Regions from separate parts of the Mus musculus genome. Here region 2 is linked to region 1. A link is a loop called in an ENCODE intact Hi-C map of the cell type or tissue named here. Cell type or tissue: gastrocnemius. All regions are shown on one strand.

What was found. Peaks named below come from ENCODE experiments on the same cell type or tissue, not always from the same donor. Only the 100,000 strongest peaks of a DNase experiment are listed, where the experiment ranks them.
Region 2: it touches region 1 in a loop (5-fold over the local background); 24 of 42 quality-filtered maps call a loop at or near these places.

What each region holds. Positions count from the first base shown.
Region 1 is chr12:91,309,709-91,317,708 of GRCm38, reverse strand. All of the region lies in intron 10 of Cep128 (centrosomal protein 128), which reads left to right. Among named protein-coding and RNA genes, the nearest start is that of Cep128, 71 kb to the left of the region's middle. In gastrocnemius, a CTCF peak has its summit at 3,302; no DNase peak of the experiment used is centred here; H3K27ac peaks cover 1,207 bases.
Region 2 is chr12:90,561,727-90,569,726 of GRCm38, reverse strand. No RefSeq gene overlaps it. Among named protein-coding and RNA genes, the nearest start is that of Gm40538, 160 kb to the right of the region's middle. In gastrocnemius, a CTCF peak has its summit at 3,211 (motif pointing left); DNase peaks (open chromatin) are centred at 3,193, 4,494 and 4,951.

The sequences.
Region 1 (8,000 bases):
TGTGTATATATTATTGCTTCCAGTTTTGCATTTGTATTATCTGCCTATATGTTTCTTGTGCTTTTTCTTTGGCACTTTTTCTTCTGTTATTTTTACCTTTTTAAAAATTATTATTTAGATGTCTGTTTTTTAATAAGAGAAGGGGAAACAAGGGTGGATTTGGGTGGAAGGGCATTGCGGAGGATCTGCGAGGAACTAGGGGAGGGAAGACCGTAATTAAAATATATTCTATGAAAAAATGTATTTCCAGTTAAGAAAACAAAAACAAAAAGAAAAGAAGCAAGGTTACATTAACCTTAAAAAGAGAGTTTGGATAGGGTTCATCTTTACTTTTTCTGGTTCAGTTTAGGAGAAATGTCAATTTCTTTAATGTTAGTAAGAATGCGAGCATGAAGTCATTTGTTCCTGCTCTTGTTTAGATGGCTGCAGACTTGGTTTATACAGCGTATTGATTTATAAAGCAGCTATAGTCATTAGTATTATTAGATATACCTTTCCCACTTTCATGGAAAAAAAGACCTATGACCTGTTCTATTTTAAAAAGATTGTTCCATTTTATTTTCTAGGCTTGGGCATTAAATGTGTTTCTTTAAAAATAAATACTTTAAATTTATCACCAAACTATGTTTTGATGTGCTGTTCTCTTAGGATACTTTCCTTCTAAATCCATTATAGTGACTATTGCAAATTTCTCTATGTCTGTTTGGAATTTTCAGCATCTCTTTATATGCATATGTGTGTGTGTGTATGTGTGTGTGTGTGTGTGTGTGTGTGTGTGTGTGTGTGTATGTATGTGTGTGTGTGTGTATATATATATATATTTTTTTTTCCTCCCCTCAAGACAGGGTTTCCCTGTAGCTCTGGCTGTCCTGTAACTTACTCTGTAGATCAGTCTGGCCTCAGACTCACAGAGACCCACCTGCCTCTGCCTTCCAAGTATTGAGATTAATGGCATGCGCCACCACTGGCCAACCATAGTTTTTAAACCTAGCTTTAAAAAACAAAGTATTTTTAATTTTTTTTTTTTTGGAATTTATTGTCACTTGCATTTGGACCTAGTTCCTTGGTGTTTTGGTCTCATGGTTAAGGACTCAATAAAACCAGTACCTGATTTTCTCCCTTGCTTGGGTCCAACATTTTGTGTGTGAATCTGTAGGAGACACAGATACTTATGTAAATTGTGTAGGTCTCATTTGTCAATTTTGTTTCTATTCTCCTGTATTCCTATTTAATATATCAGGCTCAATTTACCTCCGTAATTTTTGTCAGTATTGCCTTTTTTAGTTGGTGTTTGTGGTTTCTTGAATATTTTAATATCACAGTCAGTTGTTTTTAAAAGCTTACATAGTGGTAGGTTGTTTTTATTATAGTTGTTGTTGTTTTTGGACAGAGTCTCACTGTGTAGCTCTCTTCTTGAACTCGCAGAGAGCTGTCTCCTTGTACTTATATCTCTGGAGTGAGTGTTGGGATTAAAGACATGCACCACATGCCTGGCTCTTAGTGAGTTTCTATCAAGGTTTCTGTATTTGTGCATGCTTTTTGTTTTCTTTATTTTAATCTTTCTTCCCACTTTCCTCATAAGAACTTTACCACTGGCCTTAAAGCAACCTCATTAGGTAAGTTCAGCCGTATTGATATGTTGGAAATGTTATTATCTGTCATCTTTTTTTCCTGCTACCCTTTTCTATGGATTGTTTTGCAGTTTTAGATTATGACTTTGCAGTTTTAGATTGTTTCCATCTTTAATGGATGTTACACATTTTTAACAATGTCTGTACATGGCAACATTTAGAATATAAATAAATAAAATCATTTGATAAAAAGTGTGTGTACATTTGAGTGTGTCTGTGTGTGTGCGCGCGTGAGCAAGCACATGCAGGTGTGCCTGCACATGTGTGTATATTTGGAGATCCAAGGGAGTTTCAGGTGTCATTAATCACTGTCCACTTTAGTTTTGGAGACAGGATCTCTTTCTGAACTTAGAGCTGACCCATTCAAGAGTCTGGTCAGCTAGCAAGCCCTGGAAATCCCAATCTGACCTCATCGGTAGCTATAGGCATGTGCTGCTGAACCCGTCTTTCTTCTGAGTGCTGTAGGGAATGTATCTCTGTCTGTATGTTCATGTGAGCACCTGACCAACGGAGCCATCTTTCCAGCTTTAGTCTAAAAACTTAAGCTTACCTACTTGAATATGCTATTCTGCAAAGCTGCCTTAACCAGAGTGGTTTTTCCTATCTTATCGGGGCATTCATTCATTCATTTACATTCCAGTTTAGCGAACCTGACGTTCTTGCCATCATCAGGTAGGACTTTGTACACTTCCTCTCTTTCTAACATAGCCTCCCAGTGCCTCACTCTTGAGTGCCATGGCATATTACACAAACTGTAGCCGCTGCTTGCTTGCTTGTGTGGTTGTATGTCTTCTTCCCTAGAATGTGGTTTCCTCTGCCAAACACCAGGTCACTCCCGTCTACTCTTGTCCTGGGACTCCAAGTACCAGGTCATTCACGTAGTATGCTGTTATGCTGCCAACAGCTGCTGAGCAGATGAGCGTTATTTTCAGATGTAAATGATCCTTGCTGCATGTAACACTTTGGGAGAGACGATCTCCATTAAGAGGCTTTTCCAGAGCAGGCGAAGGTGAACTCTACTTCATTGAGATTTAATATGAAATGGTTCAATGTCAGAGCTAGAACCCTATGAACATAATCAACCACAATTTAATATTATATAAATAACACGATCCCCATAGCAGGCTGCTAGACCTGACATTATATTGACGCTCATCTATCTGAAGTCTCATGCTATTAGGAGAATTGTTTGCTATTTCAGTATGTCATAGTAGTTGAAAGCTTAGAATGGAGTTACCCCAGGTATATGGATTCTACAAGTAAGACCTCTTTGGTACAGTATTTGTGGGAGATCGTTCAGTTCCAAGATTGTAGATAAGATGGCACAAAGACTTGTTTCTTCTATAGTTCAACGGCAGATCCCAAGTAGATTCTGTTTTGGAACACTATCTAAATAATGGACAGTCTTAACACATAACAAGGCTAATCTGGAGTTCTTGATCTTGCTGAGACTTCAGACGTGTGCTCACCATGTGGGCTTCGGAATAAAAACGTAAGGGACCTTGGATACAGTTCTGTTCTTTTCCTTAGTGTTTTTCTTTTTTTTCCTGAATGTTTCAAATGAAAACTTTCATGTCGTTTGTGTCTAGTGTTTTAAATTTAGTTGATAAAAAACGGTGGTAGGATAAACGCTGGCTAAGGACTTGGTGTATTGTTTTTGACCACTAGTCGTCAGTATTGAACCATCAGTAGGCATTATTTCTTCAAGCTCCAGGTTGGCTTAAGATGGATTCCCTACAGACTATACATCCCAGCTCTTAGCATTTCTGTAAACTGTCCTTGACATCAGTCTCACAATTAAAAACAATATCATTATTTGTCATTTTAAAATTGAAACTGTATAGATTCACACTGTTTGGAAAAATTCAGGGATTACATATGCTACGTGGAGTCTGGAGCTCACTTGTTGCTGCTTTAATACTCCGGATCCAGGCTTCCCTCACTCCCTGCCTCCTCCCATCCTTTCCTTTATGAAGGAGTTAGTCTGTTTAGTTGCAGAAAGGCGGAGACCAGCTTTTGATATGAGAGTTAATTTTATATATATTCCTGATTCTTTTCCACTTTAACGTGTCCGAGCTTTAAGCCAGCATCCTAGACACCCCTGTTTTCTATAGTCGCATCTCACACGAGCCTTTTCCTAACATTGTGTCTTTCTCTTACTCATGACCCCTTTTGTACCTTGTACCATTTACCTTTGTTCCTGTAATTAGCACTGTTCAATTTTCCTTCAGTGAGTCTCATTTTTCCTTGATAAACAGACATGGTTTACTGCTTAGTGCATTTAATTGATTTCTATTATTAAGATCTGTTAATTCTTTTTGTCACATACTGAAACAGGTTCTAATTATTGCTCAGGAGGGGAGGAACAAATTATTTGTAATCATCGTCCATTTGCGGTGAAGCTTTCAAGCCCTGTTCAGAGCTGTAAGGTTCTTTACTCAATTGATGGAGCTGGGATGGGAGAAAGCACACAGGCTTAGAACGTGTGACCTGAGAATGAGGTTTCCATGGCCTCTCCGGCCACGCTTGGATGAGGATCAAGTCACACTGATGTTGACGCTCACAGCGCAGTGTCTGCACAGACTTGGGCCCCGCAGCTCTGCTCTCCCGTTCTTGCCCCCTCTGACCTACGGGCTTCTTCAGAAGGCGCTGGAGCTTAATTTTTGTGTGTCTTTCATCCAAAGAAAGACAAGAAACAGACCATGCATCTTCTAAGGAAGACGGATAATCATCCTGATGTTAGATGCACTTTTAAGTGTTGAGAACTGAGTGTCTGCTGTCTTTGTTGTCTGTTTTTCTCTCATTCTTCACACCTTGTCAACTCTGATTTAAAAATAATTATGAAAGTTGGCTCTATCGGCTTTGTAACTGCTACTGACTGTTGCCTCTGCTGCTGTCTTCTGCTTGTGCAAACAGAGAAGGCCGCTGGCCTCAAGTCTTACCTCTTTGTCACCTGCGTGGCATGCAGATGATGTCACATTCTTCTTTTGTCACAGTTACAACAAATTTAAAAGCCTCACACTAAAAGTCCCTTGAATCTGGTTCCTGGTTTCTTCTCACTGCAGTGTTCAGTTATTCTCACCCTCGTGAATGGTAGGACAGTTACAGTGACCTCAGGCCAGCATGATGGCTTAGCGGTACAGATGCTCGGTGTAAAGTGGGATAACCTGATTTTGGTCTCCTGAACTCATATGGTGGAGAGATGGCCTTTGCAAGTTCAGTCATGTTCCCACAGGGAAGTCAGAGCCATCACTGTCACGTATGCTGGGCTTCTGCCCTTCTGTGGGCATGCTCTGCACTTTCTGCCTTTGGACTTTTGTACTTCCTGTTTTCAGAGACATGAAGTTGATTTTTGAAATAGTTGTGTGGCTTATGCCTGCCTTTCCTTTCGAATGCTACTTCAGAAAGCCTTTAGTAACTATCCAAGAAAAATGCCCTCCTTCCCTTCTGAGTTTGTTACATTTATTTCTTTTTTCTTTTTTCTTTTTTTTTTCTTTTTTCTTTTTGGTTTTTTGAGACAGGGTTTCTCTGTGTAGCCCTGACTGTCATGGAACTCACTCTGTAGACCAGGCTGGCCTCGAACTCAGAAATCCGCCTGTCTCTATCTGTCTCCCAAGTGCTGGGATCAAAGGTGTGCCACCACGCCCGGCTATTTCTTTTTTCTTTAACAATACTTTTCCACTATTGTCACCTTTCTGTCCCCTAACCAGCCTTTGAGGGTGGGCTCTTCATGGCTTCTGCTTATGGTCCTATCTCAATTCCTATAACAATGCCTGAGGAATAGTAAGTCCAAGCTAGGTGTTCATGGAATGAATGAATGAATGAATGATTGATTGAAAGAATGAATGCTGTATCCAGTATCCTCAGAGTACCACTTAGTATGATATTCATTTGGCGAGCACTGTCGTATGCTATGTCCTGGGTGCTGTGTTGGCAGCCATGGGTTTAACATTACCTATGATACTGCCTTGCCTTTGGGTCCTCTTCATACATTTTGTAAGGCAGTATTTCTAGGTATGCACGGGCTGTAGAGGACACCGGAGGGCAAAACGTTATTGTTTTGGGCCCTTTGTGGCAACGCTTGTGCTTGGGAGATCCCATATTTCTGCTGGGGCTTAGTATTTTCCAATTGGTCTGGGGAGTGTTTCTGTGGGTGTGAGTTGTGCCCCTCGATTATTTACTGGCTACTTACTTTGTGGAACACTCTTGCTCCGCGGCTTGAGGACTTAAATCCTGACAGCCATGGTTCTGATTCCCACCACTGCCCTTTCTCTTATCAGTTTACTTCATGGTAATTGTTTTTCTCGCTCTTCAGTGTTTGTTACCGTATGGATTATTTTATTAATTTTTTTCTGGCAAAGAGGAAAGTGCTGTTCGTAGCAAGGGTTATGAAAGAGTCGTCAATGTCAGCACACTGATAAAAAGGAAATGATGGACAACAGGGCTCAGCTCCTAGGGGCATTATCCTGCAAAGGTGTCTGACCCCCAGCTTAGGCACAGCTTATGATGAGCAGGTCCCACTTATGCTCTGAAACAATTCTAATTTTTTTTTTTTTTTTTAATTGTAAAACAGTTCCCCTAGACCTTCCGGAGCAAAGTCAGGAAAGGTCTTGGAGACTCTAGGATAAACTTTGTTACAGATTTCCATTTCCATTCAGGGAGTCATGGTGGTTCACCAACATCGTAGACAGTGTGTGCAAGCCATTGAAGCCCTAGGAAATGCTGCCTATATTAAAATGTTCCACTGATCAGACCTAGTGTATAGAAGTGATAAGGTACAAGCTGAGAGTTTAGAGCTGTGTTGTCAGCTCAGAAGCTGCGGCATGGCTGTTGTCAGCTGTTGGATTCCTTAAACAGAGCAGTTTTGTGAGCTGGTGTGTAGTGTAAGCTGTCCCAGAATACCTGTCACCTCTTTTTGATATGAACGACAGTTAAGTTCCAATTTTCTTAGGCCTTCACTTTTTCTTTTTCTTTCTCTGTCCAGGAACTCACTCTGTAGACCAGGCTAGCCTGGAACTCAGAGATCTGCCTCCCAAGTGCTGGGATTAAAGGTGTACACCACCACTGCCCAGCTGGCTTTTAGTTTTTAAGAAAACCTTATTCAATCTATTAGTTATGAAATGCTGGCTTCTGCTCCTCCCACTTCCTCATTTCAAATGTCTTTCTCTAAAATTCTGTAGTATATATTAATTTACACTTTTTAAGAAGTTTGAAAAGTGTGAGTGTGTGTATGTGTGTGTGTGTGTGTGTGTGTGTGTGTGTGTATGTGTGGTAGGTCTTCTAAGGTTGATTAATGTGGTTATAACTTCCTCCTTCCTACTCCATTAGGAATAACTCTTCATAGGATCTAAACACTCTTCTGGTTATTCATACCTCTGGGATTTTTTGTTAAATTTAATTTTACTTGTAATTCATTTTTCACACTCCATATTCCATTCCCTGCCCCTCCCCTCCCACCCTCCAACTGCTCCATATCCCACACCTCCTCCCCACCTGACCACTAAACTCCCTGGGGCCTCCAGTCTCTTGAGGGTTAGGTGCTTCATCTCTGGATGAACACAGACCTGGAAGTCCTCTACTGTATGTGTGTTGGGGGCCTCATATCAGCTGGTGTATCCTGTCTGTTTGGTGGTCCAGTGTTTGGGAGATCATGGGGGTCCAGGTTAATTGAGACTGCTGGTCCTCCTATAGGATCGCCCTTCTCCTCAGCTTCTTTCAGCCTTCCCTAATTCAACAACAGGGGTCAGCTGCTTCTGTCCATTGGTTGGGTGCAAATATCTGCATCTGACTCTTTTAGCTGCTTGCTGGGTCTTTCAGTGGGCAGCCATGATTGATCCCTTTTTGTGAGCACTCCATAGCCTCAGTAATAGTGTCAGGCCTTGGGACCTCCCCTTGAGCTGGATCCCACTTTGGGCCTGTTACTGGACCTTTTCTTCAGGCTTCTCTCCATTTCCATCCCTTTAATTCTTTCAGACAGGAACAGTTATGGGTCAGAGGTGTGACTGTGGGATTGCAAGCTGGTACAAACACTCTGGAAATCAATCTTGAGGTTCCTCAGAAAATTGGAAGTAGATCTACCTGAAGACCCAGCTATACCGCTCTTGGGAATATACCCAAAAGATGGCCCACCATGCCACAGGGGCAAGTGTTCCACTATGTTCATAGTGGCCTTGTTTGTGATAGCCAGAAGCTGGAAACAACCCAGGTGTCCTACCACAGAAGAATGGATGCAGAAATGTTTTTATACAATGGAATACTACTCAGCTATTAAGAACGTGGACATCCTGACTTTTTCAGGCAAATGGATGGAACTAGAAAATATTATCCTGAGTGAGGAAACTCAGTCGCAAAAGGATATGCATGGTATGT
Region 2 (8,000 bases), 750 kb after region 1:
GTCCTCAATTAGTTTTTGATTAATAAAGATGCTAGTGCCTAAATATTGATGGTTGGGCAAAGGGAGACAGGATAAGACCCTTAGAGTTGCATGGTCTAGGACTAAGGGGGGAGGAGAAAGGAATCACCATGACTAGGGAGAGAGACATGGATGGACATAGGAGGTGCAGGAGATAAAGTCAATCAGCCATGTGTGATTTGGGGAAAGTGGCCACTGGCTACTTTCCTGATTGGACCTAGGGTAGCAGGCAGAGGATAAGAAGTGCCCAGCCATTGAGATAGATGGCATATTAAACATAAGTTAATGTGTGTGTGTGTGTGTGTGTGTGTGTGTCTTTCATTCGTGGATCCAAAGATTCCCTCGGTTGGTGGCTGGAAGTGTGACCTTCCAGGAGCATAAAGCAGAGTAACTAAAAACTCACACAACAATCTCTCTACAGCTGTGATAAATTATATACCCAAAGTACAAGGGCAATGGTCCTGTTCTCTCTTAGGTTACTTTTCCCAGTTATTTGACTATACCAGCAAGGAAAGTAATTAATACTCTATCTACTAAGAAATACTATGCCATCAATAAAAATATCATCATTGCAAAGCATAGTGGAGTACAAGTATAATCTCAGAACTCAAGAATCTAAGATAGGAAGATGGTTAGTTTGAGGATATACATATATATATGATATAAAACAAACAAATAAACAAAACAAGACAGATACAAACAAGTATTCCTTAAAGAGATAAATTGAGTGAGGTATGGTCTACAGCAAGAAGGATTAATAGGACTTGAGGATAGATATTTCTGTTGATGCTTCAAGAACGGATCTTTGTAGGTACTTACAGAGTAGATTAGAATAGAGTTCAGAAGCTTAACTTAATTGAAGACCAGCATGGAAAAGGTACATCCCCATTTCAAACAGGCGGTTTACAGTTTCCCAAGGAGGGTACACTTGGTTTAGTCATAAACGACCCATGTCTCCTCCCATCTACAGCTTCCTTTCCATTTCACCATGCATACATAATTTTCTAGCTATCCTGTAACTTTTTATCTGATTTACTTCAAATTACCATTTTGGTAACTTTTTTGTCAGTTATTGTTGGTTGTTTTTAAAAATTATTAGTCATCTCATACAAGCAAATCCCAGCCACCCTGAAGAAAAGAAGCAGTTTGTGATGACATCTCTAATGTTTAGAACACCTATTTTAATGAAAAGGAAAACTATGTTGACATTTTTATTGTCTCCTAAAAAAGACAATGTAAGGGTTGTTTGTTTGTTTTTCCATCTTCTTTTTAATTCACTATATTCTTTTCTGTAATTATCTTTTTTTACACCTCTGACAATGTGGCATAGAGAACACATATGTTGGAACACTGCTAATTAAGATTCCGATTTCATTGTTTACTGAATGTATGACTTTGAGGCATTCCCATAGGCTCATGACGCCTCAGTTGCAAAGTCTGTCATTGGAACATATTAAGGAAATCAAGGTGCCCAGGAGTTAATTTATATCTTTCTTCTTCTTTCTCACTGTACTTAACTATGCTCTCATGTCAGCTGTGTAGACCTCTTTTTCTTCCACATACTCAATGTTGATTAAAATCCCAGTCATCATTTGAGTTCAACACTTTCATCTATGGCTCCTCCCATCAATGCCCATTACAAATAATTATTTTACCTCTCTGTGCTCCAACCGCATGCACATTGAACATCCAATTACAGCGAAACATGAAAGTCACATGACTCGGTTAATCATTTGAACCCCTCCAATGCAAACTTCTTGGCAGAGGGACCATTGTGTTTTCTATACTCTTCAAGTAGCAACAGCAAGAAATCTGAACATTTCAGAAAACTATGTAAATCAAGTAAAGGATTCTCCATCACAGCTTGGGTGTGGTCCATATCACTAGGTGTTCACACAGGGTATTCATGATGTAACATTAAAAATGACTGTGAAAAAAATCAAGTTAGGCCTCAAACAATACTGGATAAAAAGAGTTAAAACCACATATGATATATATCTCCAAGATATTCCCGAAAACAATTCTGACCATAAACACAGTCTGCCTTGTGTGTTACCTTTAAAGGGAAATGTGAAACATGTTCTCTTTGTATTCGTTCTGACAGCTTTTCTCTTTGGTAAGCTACACTAGCCTCTTGAGGTGCTGCATTCTATTATACCTGGAACATAACACATGTATAATGAATATTTAACAAAATTAAAATTGAAATTGGATAAATGGAAATAAAACGGCAAGATGAATAAGGCAAGGAGAAGTCAGCAGGGATCTTGGAATGTGGTGGGCTCTTTGAGCAGCGACAGTCAATCTTTATTAAACACTTTCCACATGTTGTTACATTTAATCCTAGGTCCTGTCTGATGAGAACAGTTAGGACTTGCATCTTGCAAAAAAAGAGAAGAAACCAAGGTTGAGGGTAAATTTGAGTCATTTGCCTGAGGTTACCCCTGAGGCAAGAGACAGAGACAGCACTAACTGTCACCTTAAATTGCATCTAGATTGAAGGAGACTCTCCTACATCAGTTTCCAAAAGCTCTCTCTGCACCTTCATCTCCCTGCACAGTAGACAGGAGAGTTCTTCCTGTACAATGACATGACAATCAGCAATAGTTATTTTCTGTGTTCATTAAAGTAAATTAAGGAATGAAGACACTGGCCTATTGAAGCTTAACAATCAGTCCGGATGGGACACAATTACTCTCTTCACAAATGTAAGAAAAATAAATCAGTTTCCATAGGAATAAGCCACGTCCAAAGGCATGGATAGGACCCTGCTTAGGTTTGCCTGGCTTTGCCTGGCTCCCTTTGTTCTCAATAGAAAAAGCTTGGGAAGAATCCGTGAAGATCTTGCTCTATTTCCCCATGAAATCAAGTGGTTCTTTTCTTAAACACAACCTTCTCCCCACTTCCATTTTTTTTTTTTTCATAATTGACACACGTCAATGCTTAAAAGCAGGGAGACCTCAACAATGAATGTTTTTGACAATGACATTTCTAGTGGAATTGGCATGGTATTCAGCTTCCCATGACATCAGAACAGGTACAGAGAGTATTCCTTGCGAAGGGAACTAGGAGTGTCTTGCCCAGAGAAAGACATGAGAAGACTAAGAGAACCTGAACCTTTTGAAAATAACTTGTTAGACAGAGGGTTTTTTGCCCAGGAAATCGTTGGCCTGGGCTGCTCTCTAGTGGTAGGCAGTGTTCACTGTCAGAATTTCTTGTACAAAGGCTCCAAGCTGAGAGGCAAGAAGAAAAAAAAAATTCAAGCTTTTCTTGGACACCAGCAGATGAGCTACAAATGAATGTGTGTGTGTGTGTGTGTGTGTGTGTGTGTGTGTGTGTGTGTGTGTGTGCGCGCGCGCATGCACATGCATAGACACACATACACATACACACACAAACATGTAAATACATTGGCACATACCTGAGGCAAAGCACAGGGTGACAACTTTTAGGAAGAAATGAGAACAGAGGAAGAAGGATAGTGTCTTTTGTAGGATCTAGAGAAAAGTTGGAGGGGGTAAAAAGACTCTTTGTGAAGCCTCAGATATGAATCTGCTATGTGTTCATATTCCATAGGCATTGAGAGTAACCACAGGGAAGATGAATCTTCCTCATTGATGACTACTTGAAAACCAGTTTAAAAGCCCAGTGTGTGTGTGTGTGTGTGTGTGTGTGTGTGCATACCAGTTTATGTGTATTTTGGGGTACATGATCCATGTGCATGTGGTCAGGAGTAACTTTCAGGAGTTGGTTATTTCCTTCTACCATGTGGGTCCTTGGGAAGGGACTCAGGTCATCAAACTCAGTAACCAGTGCCTTTACCTGCTGAGCCACCTAACCAGCCCCCATCTACTTTTAGGTAACAGTCATTTTTATATCATAGGTATGTTGAATAAAGAGCTTCTCATGTTGCTTGTACATCCCTATAGGTAATGCAGAAGAAGAGAGAAGATGTCCATCTTGTGCTGACACTGTCTCTCTTTCTGTGAGGCCATCACTTCTCTGTCTTGGTCCTGATTTTTTCCTAGACTATGTGCATAATTTAACTTAAATTTTGAATTACATACACATTTCAATCAAAGATAAAACTAAAACGAGTTTAGGATTTTTCACTGTGTGGGCACCCTAGTTTATACCTTTTTGTGTGCACATAATAATTTTCTGTGAAAAATTATGTGGCATATTTGCTGTTCTGGGTCTTAGTTAATGTGTCTATAAAATTTTGACATCAATGTATGGAGTTTGCAAGACTGATTGATAATCTTTCTTTTTACTTCTGCTATACCCTGAGCCTTTTGATTCACCAGAGATTCATGAGAAAAAAAAAAAAAAAGAACAAATGTCCTGGGTTATGTTAGATAGCAGCTGAAGCTTGGACAGCTAAACAGCAATTCATACACAGAGAGAAGCTCAAAATAGAAGGACACCGGGCAAGTGGCATATTGGTGGCCAGCAGGTAGCTCCTCTCAGAAGGAGGCAGTAAGATCATCATCCTCTGCAGAGTAAAGTTCAGAGACTTGATGAGCCAGCGTAGGAGATACCCAGGGGCCTTCCACCCTCTCAGAATACAGGGGGAGGGGGAAGAATTATTGGATGGGGTGACCAGGAGGAGGAGCAGTGAGAAGTATGCAAAATGAAAAAAAATAAAACGAGAGAGGGGAAAGCCTCTTTATGCTCCATCTTCCAGATTTTCTTTTCTTAATAGCGTTCTCACGCCCGGCCAGGAAGAACACAACAGACCAGAATCTTCTGCGGCAAAACTTTATTGCTTACATCTTCAGGAGCTAGGAGCGCAAAACCCCCAGCCCCAAAAGCGAAAGCCCCTTCTATTTACATCTTTAGGAGCCAGAGCTCCGGCGCGCCAAAGCGCAGAGCGCGCTCTATTGTTTACATCTTTTGGCAGCGAGAGAGCGCAGGGGCGCAGAGCCAGAGAGATGCCAGCGAGAGAGAGAATGGCGGAAACCCCGTCCCCTTTAAGGAGGAGTTATCCTTCGCTTAGGATGCATCACTCCCTGATTGGCTGCAGCCCATGGCCGAGCTGACGTTCACGGGAAAGGCAGAGTACAAGTAGTCGTAAAATACCCTTGGCACATGCGCAGATTATTTGTTTACCACTTAGAACACAGGATGTCAGCGCCATCTTGTGACGGCGAATGTGGGGGCGGCTCCCAACATTCTTTCTTCATACTTACATCTCCATATGTAAAGAGTTAATTATATGGGTAATTGGAGCAGAACCCCACCGTCACCACCCCAGCACCTACACATGCCTCAGTTATCTTCTGCCTCAGGCAGAAGTAGAGCTCAAATTCAGATGATAAGATGAAGATGATAAGATGATAAGGGTCTGGGTTCTTCTGAGACCAACCGCAGGAAGCTTTCACTATGCTACCACAGCACTCTGCTGAGAGAGCACCATCGTGACTTGACATTCTAACGGGTCATCCATGGAGCAAAAATATTCCCTGTCATTTAAAAATGAGCAGGATAAAGAAAGGCAATGGGTGGCTCATGTCAAAAAGGGTTATGGAGTATAAGAGAAAAATGTTGATAAATATGCCCAGGGAGAAGAAGAGCAAGGAGAAATGAGAGCTGGTCATTACTGCGGGTGGATGTGGAACAGAGGGAACCAAAATGGCTGAGAGTGAGCACTTGTTCCTTGTTTAGTAGGAAAACTGAAGCAAATATGGCCAATTAGAATCTGTTAGAAACCTTGCCAAGTAGCTGCTAGCAAGGATCAGATGAGGGGACTGAGCATTTGGGAAACTGAACATTGTCACATCAGCCTGACAGGCACCTGAAATTATTAAGATAAGTGGCTGATATCAAGTACTTACTAAACAGGTCAGACTTTTGAAAACAATCATAATTTTGGGATGACAGTGGATATGCTTGAAACAGAGTATCACCAAATTCCTTTTTGAAAGACATAATGTGGGGTTTTCTGTTTTGTTTTTTTTGTTTTGTTTTTTTTTTTGTTTTTTTGTTTTTTTGTTTTTTTGTTTTTTGTTTTTGTTTTTGTTTTTTTGCTTTTGTTTTTGCTTTGCTTTGTTTTGTTTTTGGAAAACAGGTTCTACCATTCTGAGACTCTGAGACTCAAGCAGTAAACCAAAGGGAGCTGAGATATCCAGATATCCTCTATTCCTATCTAAATCTTACCCAGTAACTAACCTTGGCCACATATCAATATATAATTATGGTGAGGGTAAAAATTAATTGGCAAAGCAAAGCAAAACAGAACATGGATGACAAAATGTACGATAATCAAACATTAAAATTCAGGAGGGTAGCCCAGATCAGTGACATGCACCTATAACCCCAGTCCTTTGGACACTGAGGCAGGAGGACCACTTAATTGCAGAAATCCTATTTCCCTTATGGTGAGTATAGATATTCATCACTTCTGAGTATGCCATTAAAAAGAGATAATTAAAATTTATTTCTGGGTTAAATATTTTTAAATTACAGTTTTATAGTCTGGGCATATATACAAACACCTGCAGAAACACGGTCATAGTGGAGTTCTGCTCATCATCAAAACATCCCTAATGCTTTTGTATAATCTATACTCACTCTCACCCTCACCCTAAACCCTAAGCAACCAGTGACCTGATGGAATTTTATGAAAAAGAACGTTGATCAGGTTTCACCTGAATTAGTTGGTTAGGAGATCCCCCACTGTAGTAAATATCAAGAGTTTCTTTTGTTCCTGAATTGTAGTAGCAGACCTTAGTGTGGTTATAACACACATTTTTTATCCATTCACCTGGCCAATATTTCCAAGTTTGAGCTATTGGAAATAGAGAGGAAGGAGAAGGAGGAGGAGGAGGAGGAGGAGGAAGAGGAGGAGGAGGAGGAGGAAGAGGAAGGAAGGAAGGAAGGAAGGAAGGAAGGAAGGAGGGAGGGAGGGAGGGAGGGAAGGAGGAAGAAGGAAGGAAGAAGGAAGGAGGAAAGAGGAAGGAAGAAGGAGAAGAAGAAGAAGAAGAAGAAGAAGAAGAAGAAGAAGAAGAAGAAGAAGAAGAAGAAGAAGAAGAAGAAGAAGAAGAAGAAGAAGAAGAGATAAAGGGATAGGAAGGAAAAGTGAAAGAAAAGACAGGAAAGAAATCACATGATAGTCATTATATTTAGTTGTGTAAGAAACAGCCAGGCTTCTTCCTGAATCCCTTGTAACATTTTCCATTTTCTGTTGCTGAGTTGAGGCCTAGCTGCTCTGTATCCTGTATGGTCTGATTGGTCTCTTCAGTTATAGTAAGTATAATTGGTGGGTGATTATATCTCAATGTTTCAATTTTAGTTGCTCTAATAAAGAACAAGCTGAAGCTTTTTACATATACTTTTGGCTACATATTATGTTTTGTGAATTGCCTGGGAAAATCTTTATCCACATTTTTTATTAGATTGTATGAGTAATTATAAGTTACAGAAATTCCTTATGCATCCTTAATGTCTTTTTGCATGATATTTGTGCTGTAAGCATTTTCTTTCATTCTGTGATTTGCTGTGTTTTCTAAATCATGTCCTTAGAAGAGCCAATGATTTAGATTTTGATTAAGTTCATTGTTTGGTTTGTGCTTTTTGTTTCTGATACACCTTTACTTAACACCAGGTACAATTATTCCCTGCGTTTTCTTGTACAAGGTTAACAGTTGCAGATTCACAGTGCTAGAATCAAAGTAAATAATTTGTATAGAGTGTAAGGATCAATATTCACTTTTATCAGTCGAATGGTTAGTCTAGCATCATTTGTCATTTGTTAAAAAGTGATTTACATTCCTTTTCTCCCCCTTAACATACATGTGTGAGGCCACTTTATATTTCTGGTGCCATTTTTGGACTGTTCTGTTTCATGGATATGCGTCTTTTTTATTAATTGATACCGAAATTTCTTGATTACTATCTGTATTAGTCAGGGTTCTCTAGAGTCACAGAACTTATGGATAGTCTCTAGTTAGTAAAGGAATTTATTGATGACTTACAGTCGG